2 separate regions of the Homo sapiens genome follow, and region 2 is linked to region 1. A link is a loop called in an ENCODE intact Hi-C map of the cell type or tissue named here. Cell type or tissue: dorsolateral prefrontal cortex. All regions are shown on one strand. Each heading gives the region's core, and the rest is flanking DNA. Links, peaks and the distances in the headings are about the cores only. Region 1 holds the start of LOC105371256 (a long non-coding RNA gene). Region 2 holds the start of LOC102723323 (a long non-coding RNA gene).

Evidence for each region. Hi-C counts contacts between places; a loop is a spot of excess contacts. Peaks named below come from ENCODE experiments on the same cell type or tissue, not always from the same donor. Only the 100,000 strongest peaks of a DNase experiment are listed, where the experiment ranks them.
Region 2: a loop joins it to region 1, with 2.3 times the contacts of the local background. A loop is called at or near these places in 1 of 110 quality-filtered maps.

Annotation. Positions count from the first base shown.
Region 1 is chr16:51,357,509-51,362,890 of GRCh38, forward strand. LOC105371256 (a long non-coding RNA gene) reads left to right here and starts at 4,484. Exons shown (of 4, transcript XR_933559.3): 1 at 4,484-4,525; 2 at 5,076-5,303. RefSeq lists enhancers at 1,278-2,079, 3,196-3,365, 3,821-3,990. In dorsolateral prefrontal cortex, for the core only: no CTCF peak of the experiment used is centred there; DNase peaks (open chromatin) are centred at 1,743 and 2,263; H3K27ac peaks cover 2,091 bases.
Region 2 is chr16:51,522,940-51,528,321 of GRCh38, forward strand. LOC102723323 (a long non-coding RNA gene) reads right to left here and starts at 2,194. Exons shown (of 4, transcript XR_933558.3): 1 at 1,925-2,194. RefSeq lists an enhancer at 3,346-4,075. In dorsolateral prefrontal cortex, for the core only: a CTCF peak has its summit at 2,302; DNase peaks (open chromatin) are centred at 2,282 and 2,969; H3K27ac peaks cover 521 bases.

The DNA.
Region 1 (5,382 bases), core at 81-5,080:
TACTATTCTTACAATAAAATATTTGTCTTCGTCTCAATTAAGAGCACCCTGAAATGTATACCATTATACATAAATAGCTTATGGAGTGACTTATAGTTTACCCCGTTTGGCTTAAAACCAGCAGGGATCTATCAAGATCACAAATCCTACCCTAACTTTGAAGCCTGTCCTGGTACCCACACCCCGCTACTTACAGACAATGTGATAGTTGACACCGTACTTAACTTCCACCATCCTACCTGCCTGTCTCTATTACTCATAGCCAGCAGGAAACCTTTGCTCATGGTCTGACCTCTCCAACTATCAGACCCCGTCTCTCCTCTCAGACCTTCTGACCTTCAGACCTGTTGACTCATGCCACTTCCCTCTACTCAGAGGGGCAAATAGTTTTATTTTATAAAGTAGCTTTAAATGATTGGTAATGTCTACCAGGAATACTGTGTTGAGAAGGATTATGAAGCTTAGACTGGACTAGGGGGTGATGGAGAAGAGCAGCTTGATTGATTGGTGATGATTGATTAGTGAGGATTGATTAGTGATGGCTGATTAAGGATGATTGATTAGTGATGGCTGCCATAGTCATAGAGGAGAAAAGCAAGCAACTGTGCTGAGCCTACAGAAGTCACAATGTCTGAGCCTGCTGGGCTGCCCACATTTCCCCTTTCTCCCTCCAAATGCTACCATCCTCCCAAATCCATAGGGGAAAAGGCCACCCTTAAGAATTTGCACCTAGAATACTGAAATGATTAATGATGTGTTCACAAATTGTTTGCATAAGGAATACTTTCTTCTTGTCATCCTGAGAAAACATGATATTGGTCTTCTAACAAAACTTGGAAAGTTAACTTGAGAGAAACCTTTTAGTTGCTCTACAACAGCCTCCTCATCAAGTAAATGTATTTCAGCATCAGGGATTAAAAAAAAAAAGTCTACTTTTGCAGGTCATCTTTTGGGATTCGTTAGGATTTGTTAGGTCACCTTTTGGAATTTGAGCATTTGTTAGAAAACAAATTCTCACCGCGAATCCTTGTGTCCTGCCCCCCCTATATACTTTAAGATATAAAAGAAGCATCAGAAATGGCCCTTCTTATAAAGAACCTGCTAAGATGTGAAAGGGCCAAGAAAGAGGATGAAGGAGAATGGTGAAAATGGCCATAGGGTGAATATTTCTGACAATAGCACTGTGAATAATAATAATTGTAACAGCACTAGCACACAGTTTGAAGGCTGTCTATGTTGCAAGTATTGCCCTTTATAGACATTTAATCCTATGGCAATCATATGAAATAGATAGTCTTACTGTAATGGTATCTTTCTTTACAGATGAGGAAATAGAGGCACCAGGAAGTCAAGATAAGGGCAGGGTTAAGACCAAGATGATTGTCCACATTGCTGGAACTTTTTTTGCATTTGGCTCCTGGGAAAATAGACTCCAAAAATTTACTTGGGTCTTTATTTAGCAAGAAATAGTATTGGTATTAAGATAGAATATTTAGATTTCCAAGAAAAAAACCAGAGTCAGAATAATCTTTTCCCTTGTAAATAAAAGAGAGAGAGAGAGAGAGAAGGAGTGAAGGGGTAACATTCCTCGGTGTGAAAAGCATAAAAGTGTCCCAGCGCTGGGCTGGCCTCCTGCTGCTGGGATGTCCCCCACCCCTGCGTTCTCCTTTCGGCCCAGCAGCCCAGCTGACATGTGATGGAGGCTCACAAAGGGAAGAATTCCACAGGCTGGGCTCTGAGCTTGTCCATAATTTGTTACATTGTTCCCCCACTTTGCTGCACGTATGAGATATGCAAGACCCCCGACAGCTCTGAGACCACTGCGGTGGCTGGGCACAATGGGGGGGCTCTGAAGCTGAATTGTGGCCATAACCTGGAGTTCCTTTGCCTTTGTGACTGCCAATAGGATGCTTTAAGTCATTGGGGTGGGCCTTTGTGAGTGCGATTACAAACCAGGAGAGGAAGGGTGAGGAAGCAGGGCTATCTGTGCACGCACGTGCAACAGTTACTAAGCTCGTGTTTCTGGGGCAGGCGGAATAGGAGCTGGGTGTTTATAACATGGTCATTCTCCTTTACAGAATCCTCTGTGAGCCGAGCTGCTAACCACTATGACAGGACTTTGTTTGGGGAGCGTGTTAAGTTAGCTTGGCTGTTTCCACCTGCTGCTCAGACCCACTGGTGACATCATGCTCGCAGGCTCACTGGCAGGCTGGAGGATTCTAGTTTCATGTCCAAAGAACAAGCAAAAATGGAGCCGATCCATGTGGGAATGGTGCCCACATCTGAGGCCTCAGTCACATGTGTCCTGAGAGCTCTGGTCAGTGTTCCCGCAGTCCATGTCCCAGATGGCCCTCTTTTGAGACTGACCCATGCCCCGGAGCCAGAGCTCTGGTTCCCTGGCAACCGTCCCTCCCTGCCTCTCCTCACCTCCCACCCTGTCCTTCTGTAGACACCTGCAGCTGGGCTGCAGCAGGCATGTAGCCATTTGGAGACTCAGTTTCCTTATCTTTAAAATGGGGGGAGCCTACAGCTCCCTAAAATTTAGGAGGAGAGGGCTAGGCCCAATCATTTCACACACTTGCTTTGTATCTCTCTGCTGCTTCCCTGTCCATTTAAAAAATTATAAAGCAGGTATTACATATTGTATACATGCAGTACCTCTGTAGGTGCTGAAGCATAATAAAAGGAAAAAAAATCATGCACTTGCCACTCAAATTAAGAAATAGAACATCGCCAATATGGTAGTGTTTTCTGTATGTTTCTCTTCTATCTCATTCCACTCTCATAAAATATGGGTCAGGTTCAGTGGCTCATGCCTGTAATCCCAGCACTTTGGGAGGCCAAGGCAGGTGAATCACTTGAGTCCAGGAGTTCAAGACCAGCCTGGCCAACATGGTGAAACCCTGTCTCTACTAAAAATACAAAAATCAGCCAGGTGTGGTGGCACACGCCTGTAGTCCCAGTTACTTGGGGGGCTGAGGCAGGAGAATCACTTAAACTAAGGAGGTGGAGGTGAGCTGAGTGCAGTGAACTGAGATTACACAACTGCACTCCAGCTTGGGCAACAGAGTGAGACTCTATCTCAAAAAAAATAATCAAAATATGTACATCCCTTCAGACACACACACACACACACACACTTAAAAATAAATAGAGATCATTTTAAATGTTGGGAAAGTTCAGGCCCATATGAAAGTAGAGAAAATATTTGATGGGTTCCCAAGTGTTCATCACCCAGCTTCAGCAGCTGGTAACTCCTGGCCACGTTTGTTTCATGCCTACTCTCCTACTTTCTTCCCCTTCATATTATTGTGAGACCAATCTCTTATGTCACTTCATTTCTTCTAATTTTGAAAAATAAATATTTTCTTTCTTTTTCTTTTTTTTTGAGACAGTCTCCCTCTGTTGTCTAGGCTGGAGTGCAGCAGCGTGAACATGGCTCACTACAGCATCGAACTCTCTGGCTCAAGTGATCCTCCCACCTCAGCCCCCTGAGTAGCTGGGACCATAGTTGCATGCCACCATGCCTAGCTATTTTATTTTTTATTTTTTTTGTGGCCTTCGTTGCCCAGGTGGGTCTTGAACTCCTGGGCTCCAGAGATCCTCTTGTCTCAGTCTCCCAAAGTGCTGGGATTACAGGTGTGAGACACTGTGCTCAGACTTGCTTTTCTTTATAGTTTTACTGCATGTGTATATATTTCAAAATTTATATATTTTTAGTTTTCCTTCTCTGTGTATTTTATAAAAGCAGGATTATTTCGTGTGTTTTCTTCTGCAATTTTTTAAAATTCAATTTTATGTCTGGAGTTCATCCTCCTTGGCATGTGTACCTGTAGCTTATTCACTCCTGCTACAGAGTAATATTTCATTTTATGAGCATTCATCATTTATTTAACCATCTGTGTATAGGCATTTAGATGAGTTCCCGTTTAAGCAATTTTAAACAAAGCTGTTGCAAATATTGATAGACATGTCCTGTGGATCATACATGCAACAATTTCTCTAAGTAGAGACCAAGAGATAAATTTTTAGGTCTTATCATATGACCCTTTCTAACTTTATACAATGATGCTAAATTGTGTTACTGAAGTAGTTATTTTAACATATAGTCCCATGCTGATATTTGAGTTCCTGCTGCTTTACATCCTCACCAAAACTTGACATTGCCAGATTTTATTAACATTTTGCCAATCTAGTGGTACAAAAATGAGTGATTTTCATGATGCTGATCATTTATCTTTCCCTTTTTCCCACTAGGGTTGAGCACTCATGGTAAACTTCTCTAGTTTTCAATCACATTTCCTTCTTGGTGAAGTTTCTATTTGTGTCACTTTGTCTTTTGCCAATTTTCTATTGAATTATTTTTATTTTATTTAATTAATTAATTTATTTATTTATTTTGAGACAGAGTCTCATACTGTTGCCAGGCTGGAGTGCAGTGGCATGATCTCGGCTCACTGCAACCTCCGCCTCCCGGGTTCAAGTGATTCTCCTGCCTCAGCCTCCTGAGTAGCTGGGATTACAGGTGAGTGCCACCACGCCCAGCTAATTTTTGTATTTTTAGTAGAGATGAGGTTTCACCATGTTGGCCACGATGGTTTCAATCTCTTGACCTCCTGATCTGCCCACCTCGGGCCTCCCAAAGTGCTGGGATTACAGGCGTAAGCCACCACTCCTGGCTGAATTATTTTTTAATATCTTAATTTTCAAGAGATCTGTAAGTATTCAAATAATTAAACTTTTATTGACTGATTATTGATTGATTGTCTGGAAATTATATTCTCCCAGTTTGTGGATTTTTTTTAACTCTTTTTTTTCTGATGAATGGGATTTCTTAATTTTAATGTAGTCAAGTTTGTTAATCTTTTACTCTGTAGTTATTTACTATTACCATTATTATTACTGGTCTTGCATAAGAAAATTGTTCCCACCCAGTAGTCATAAAGACATTTTTATGCATTTTCTCCAAAAAGCATTAATATTTTGCCTTTTATATTTAGCATGGTTAATCTGCCTGGGGATTTTGACATATAGTATGAGGCAGGGACCTAATTTTAATTTTTTTTTTCATGTAGGTAATGAATTTCCCCAGTCCAACTTATTGAATAATCATTGTCCTGAAGTAGTTAATGGATTTGAGTTACAGCTCGGCAAATTCCACAAAGAAAATAAAACAGCACAAGGTCCCCACAGAGCGACGGGAGGCAGGAAAGGGGAAGTCCATGCCACCAGAGGAATAGTTTCATTGAACGCTTGATCTTTGAGCCGAACTCAGAAGGAGCCACCCCTGTAAAGGTCTATAGGTAAAGATTTGCATGCACAGAAAACAGTGTGTGCAGAGACATGAGATGAGAATGAGCTTTGCAAATCTGAGGAACAGAA
Region 2 (5,382 bases), core at 151-5,150, 170 kb after region 1:
ACAGTTTATCTTTCTTTTCTCTTAATCATTCTAATATGTTCTTAACAGCCAGGTGCAATGTTAGCTCAGCTGCCCTTTAGCTGCCAAATACCTTCCATGTGCTATCAACAAGATGATTACCTTGGGCCCAAAGTGCAATGCTTACCCAATTATAGAAACTGTGTCAACCTGGTGTTGACTACCACTGCCACTGCCATTGTGAGGTTAGGACTTGGGCAATCACCTGGACAATTTAATCAGAAATCATCCAACTTTTGAAGAACAGGTCAGGATTGATAACTTAGTGCAAAGTTCCCTTGGATGATGGTACAATCTTTTCATAGCCTGTTATTCTCCACACATGCACACTCACACATGAACATGCATTCACACACATGCCAACAACAATCATCAGTAGGTATTTTTAAAAATTCAAATTGTAATATACTAAACAATAAGCCATGTTGATATTTCATGTTCCTTTCTAGTCTTTGGCCATAAACAAATGTCACTTTCATGTGATTATAATAAAATTTATAGATTTCATTCGTTTTTTTCTTACATGATTTTGCCAGCATTTTTCTCCATGAGGATTTTCCAAATGCTTTGTAGATGTCAACAATGGAATCCTTCCAGCTGGAATGAGTTTGCACTCTGTGCTGAAATCACAGTCGGGGACTCAAAGAAAGAGCCACTTTTAACCTTTTGTGTTTTCTGCTCTAAGGAATGAACTCCTGGCTGCTCTTTCTTTCAGGAATTAATGTGTTTGGATAATTGTCTCAAGTGGGAGCTCGCCACAGGAAAGCAGGTGTAGGGGCTTGGCTTTTGGCAGAGGCTTAGTTTATTTGTCATTTATTCACTCATGCATTCATTCAACAAACATTCCTTGAATATCTATCCATTACCCAACAGACATGGGTAGCAATGCTATCTGCAGGCAGGTCATGGAGGCTGGATCAGGAGCAGGAAGATGGAAGAAATGAATGACCTCGAGAGCTGAGTGTAAGGATTCACACCTGCCTTCCAAAAACAGAGATACCAGCTGAGCAGAGAAGAATGAAGCGCACGAAGAGAGGCCTGTGGTTCAATCAGACCAACCAACAAGAACTAGAAAGACAGGGCGTCATTGCACAGCAGACATCCCAGATTAAATAAACAGATGTCAACCATGAAGACTGAAGATTTGGGGCCTTGGAGGCAAGGACAGATCCTGAAAAGGACAGCAAAGAATCACATGAGCCCATCTTGAATGTGGCTCCTGGGAAAGCAATGTATTCTAAGCACTTTGAATCCAAGATCTGCTGCCTGAGTCTTGTAGAGAGGCCGTGAACTCAAGCAGGGCTGCCTGCATGTGAATCCCACGTGGAAGCTAGGTGACTTCAGGTAAGTGACTTAACCTTCCAGGACCACATTTTCCAGATCCTGAAACAGTGATGACCTAAAAGTGCTTAGCTCATAGGTTTGTAATGAGGCGTAGGAGAGCTCATACTTGCACAGCGTTCAAAACAGTGCCTGATACAAAGTAAATGCTTATATAAGAGTTTTTAAATAAAATTAATGTACAGTGGAGGAAAGCATTTCATGACAATACTTAATTCTTTTCAGTACCCCTAACCATCCTCATTTTTAGAGATTTACAAATCTATATGACACCATGGTCTTTTTTCTTCCTAATTATTTACATGTGGTTTCAACTATGGCTTCCTTCCCCAACCGTGATGACCACAGCCTCCTACTCCTCTTCCCCCAGCAATGGGTACCTTCACTGTTGTGTCCTGTTGGTTGCAAGCCAAACTGAAGCATTGTCTAGGTGCCGGGCCGGGTACTCAACCTTCACACATATCAGAACCTAACCTTTTGGCCTGCCCTGTGTTCTCAAGCTCTAACATGCAATAATACTTCCCAGCTTCCCTAAAACCCCCAGACCTCTAAGCTGGTTACATACCAGTGTGGTGTTGAGTCGTATACCAATCTGGCAACATGTTGATGTTTCCATGCAGGAATCCTCACAGCCAGGCTTCACAGCTCAGCAAGGGTCCTGTGCCATCCCTGCCTGAAGATCATTTTGCATTTTTTAGCTGGTATCCAGCATGTTGACTAAGAACAAGAGGGATTTCTTTGAAAGAACAATCAGGATGCCCTAGCTCCTGGGGCCTTTTCCCAGCTCCCAAGCCTGGGAGGCATTGCCACGGATGGCCCAGCTCTTTGGTTGAAGGCCTAACTCCAGGAATGGTGCCATCATTTCAGTGGTTAATAACAAACAAAACAGAAAGATAGACTGCATGACTCATGTACACTGCCACCTGCCGAGGCCTGGGAGCAAAGATTTGGCAAGGACTAAGGAAGAGGACACAGAATCTACTTTCTTTCCTCTTCTTTTTCTTTTACAGAAAGACTCTTTGTTTTTGCCATTTTATGCACAAGCTAAACAGATTACAGTCAAGAAAAATGGGGGCAGGCCCAGGTGTCTAGGAGATGGGAGAGAATTTGCATTCCAATTGTGGAACGTATCAAAAGGCGATTCTTTCTGCCTCAATTGGAAGGTGCAGCTCAATTTGGGGGCAATTTCAACAAGACCATACCTTTTATCTCCAATTCAAACTGGGGGCACTCCAAGGATGCCCTGGGGAATCCTGGAAGGAAAGAGCAGCACCTTTATGAAGGCAGATGTTTTCATTTCCTCCCCTCTAGATCCTTGAAGGTTGAAGGTTGAAAAACATGAGGCTCATTTTTTTTTCTGTTTTTGACTTCTAGTATATTCGAAAATGGAGAAATACCATAAGTCAATTGCAAAATAAATGAATTTGAGTATGTTAAATGTTAACTCTTGTCAAAATAACACATTTCGTGTACCCACATTGCAGTGATTGTGTGTGTGACTTCATTTATGGATAACGTCAAAAGTTTGCATTTAAGGAACAGGATGGAAATGAGGCTCCCAGCAGATGGTTCTTGTGCACCGCCCCCAGCCAGATGGTTCTGACAAGATGATTCTCAGAGAGAATGCTTCCTCCCTCCACCACTACATAAATTGCCCCCTGGCCAGGCATGGTGGCTCATGCCTGTAATCCCAGCACTTTGGGAGGTCGAGATGAAAGGATCAGTTGAGGCCAGGACTTCGAGACCAGCCTGGCCAACACGGGAAAACCCCGTCTCTACCAAAAATACAAAAATTAGCTGGGCGTAGTGGCGTGCACCTGTAGTCCCAGCTACTTGGGAGCTGAGGCACAAGAATCGCTTGCTGCAGGAGGTTGCAATGAGCAGCGATCATGCCACTGCACCCCAGCCTGGGTGACAGAGCAAGACCCTGTCTTAAAAATTTAAAATAAATAAAATAAATTGCCCCCCGCCCAGTGAAAGACCCCATCCCTAATTTGTGTGGCTCCCTAAGAAACATTATCTCAACTCCGACTCTTCCTTTTTTATCTCATTAAAATAAAACAAACAAACAAAAAAACAAGAACTATAGACCTCCATGAGAGACCTCACTTAAAAGCAAAATATTCTGTTAGTTTGAAATAAACCAGAGAATCAAAGCCTCCCTATCCTCTCCAATCTCCACCCGCGTTCAGATACCCCTGCCACACACACACTGAAACTCAGCTCCAGCTCTCTGTCCGCATTGCCCCCTTTCTGCCCCCTCCACACAGACTTATTTCATAAAAATGTCAGCTATTAAGTTAGCATTATTTAAGGGGCTTTGGGTTTTAGTTCCTGAATGCAACTTAAGCTGGATCCGTAAAGGCCTGACACGAAGTCCCGGCTGTATAAAACATGATCCACGGAGGTACTAAATAAATAACCTGGCTGTGGGCTTCCAGGCCGCTCTATTTATCACTGCAGTGAGGATAAGGATCTGATTTAGAGTGAACCCTACTGAGGGTCGAACCCGGCACAAGCTGTAATATGATCTGCAGGGGAGGGCTGATAACCCGAAACAATGTGAAGAAACCCTGTCAGATAAATAAAACAAACTGTTTGTCCATTAAATAGCGCTGTCAGGAAGAGAACAGGGAAGCCAAACAGAGCTAAATCCAATTCTTTTATAGCCACACAAAGCCAGGAACACCTGAACTAAGCTGGGGGAAATAAGCTCCCTTAGAAATAGGTTGTGGGGGGTCGTGTCTGGAGGGAGGGGGATCGTGGTCTGATTTATTGAAGTCACTATGGTAGGAAAAAGTTGCTCTTTGATTCAGGGCAAATCCTGCCCCCTTCCTGGGTCTTGGTCTCCCCATTTGTGAAATGTGACCTGTCTTGCGGGTCCTGCCCTCCTCGCTGGATTACGGAGGTGGACCCATGGAAGAATTACAGAAAAAGGATTCTGAAAAAGAAGAGAATGACTATACGAGGCTCAGAAATGCAAGTGCCTACAGAGGCCAAGCTTGAAGCAGAAAACCAGGGCAGCGGGGACTAGAGAACGAGGGACGTATCTCAAGGGGCGGAAGCCACCCGGCACCACCAATGCTGCTGCGCAGACATACAGGCCCCTGCTGCCAACTCTGAATTTTTTCAAAAGGAAATATATGGTTGTTAATGTGAAATCCCAAGAATTCTAGATGTTGGAGGTAGTTATTGTATGAATGTTTTTAGAATACTGTGTGTGTTTCGTTGGAAAACCATGTGAGTAACATGTGACCTATAGTCTGCAACCTGTGGATGGAAGCAAAACCAGGTGGAATATTTTTGTGATGACCACGTTGCTACTGCTGTTGATGCTGGACACAACCCTGGGACACAAAGGCAGCAGAAACAACAGTGCCCTTTCTCAAACCCACTGATAGATCTCCCGTATGTTTGCCTCAGCTCTTTCAAATTTTTGATGTATTTTACTGGATCTATGTGGCATCTCACTGAATACTACACAGAATCTTCAGAGAACAAAGATTCTCATCAACTGTGCATGTTCTAACTGTCCTCTGAGCTTTCCATTCCCAGATAGAGAACACTAGTCCCTTCCCTGGCCAATGCTTCTCAGTGGGAGCATCACTGGCATTTTGGACAGGCACTAAATGTCTACAGCTCCTCTGAGGCCCAGGACAACCGAGCAATTGCCCTCACACTTTAAAAACAACAACAAAACCAAAACCAAAAGCACTCTGATACTTTACCTTTGTGGAAACCAGAGAGTCTCCTACTCTATCCTTGAAGACTGATATAGTTTGGCTGTGTCCCCACCCAAATCTCATCTTGAATTGTAACTCCCATAATTCTCACATGTTGTGGGAGGGACCCAGTGGGAGATAATTGAATCATGGGAGTGGTTTCCCTCATACTGTTCTCGTGGTAGTGAATAAGTCTCATGAGACCTAATGGTTTTATAAGGGGTTTTCCTTTTCACTTGGCTCTCATTCTCTCTTGTCTGCTGCCATGTAAGATGTGCCTTTTGCCTTCTGTCATGATTGT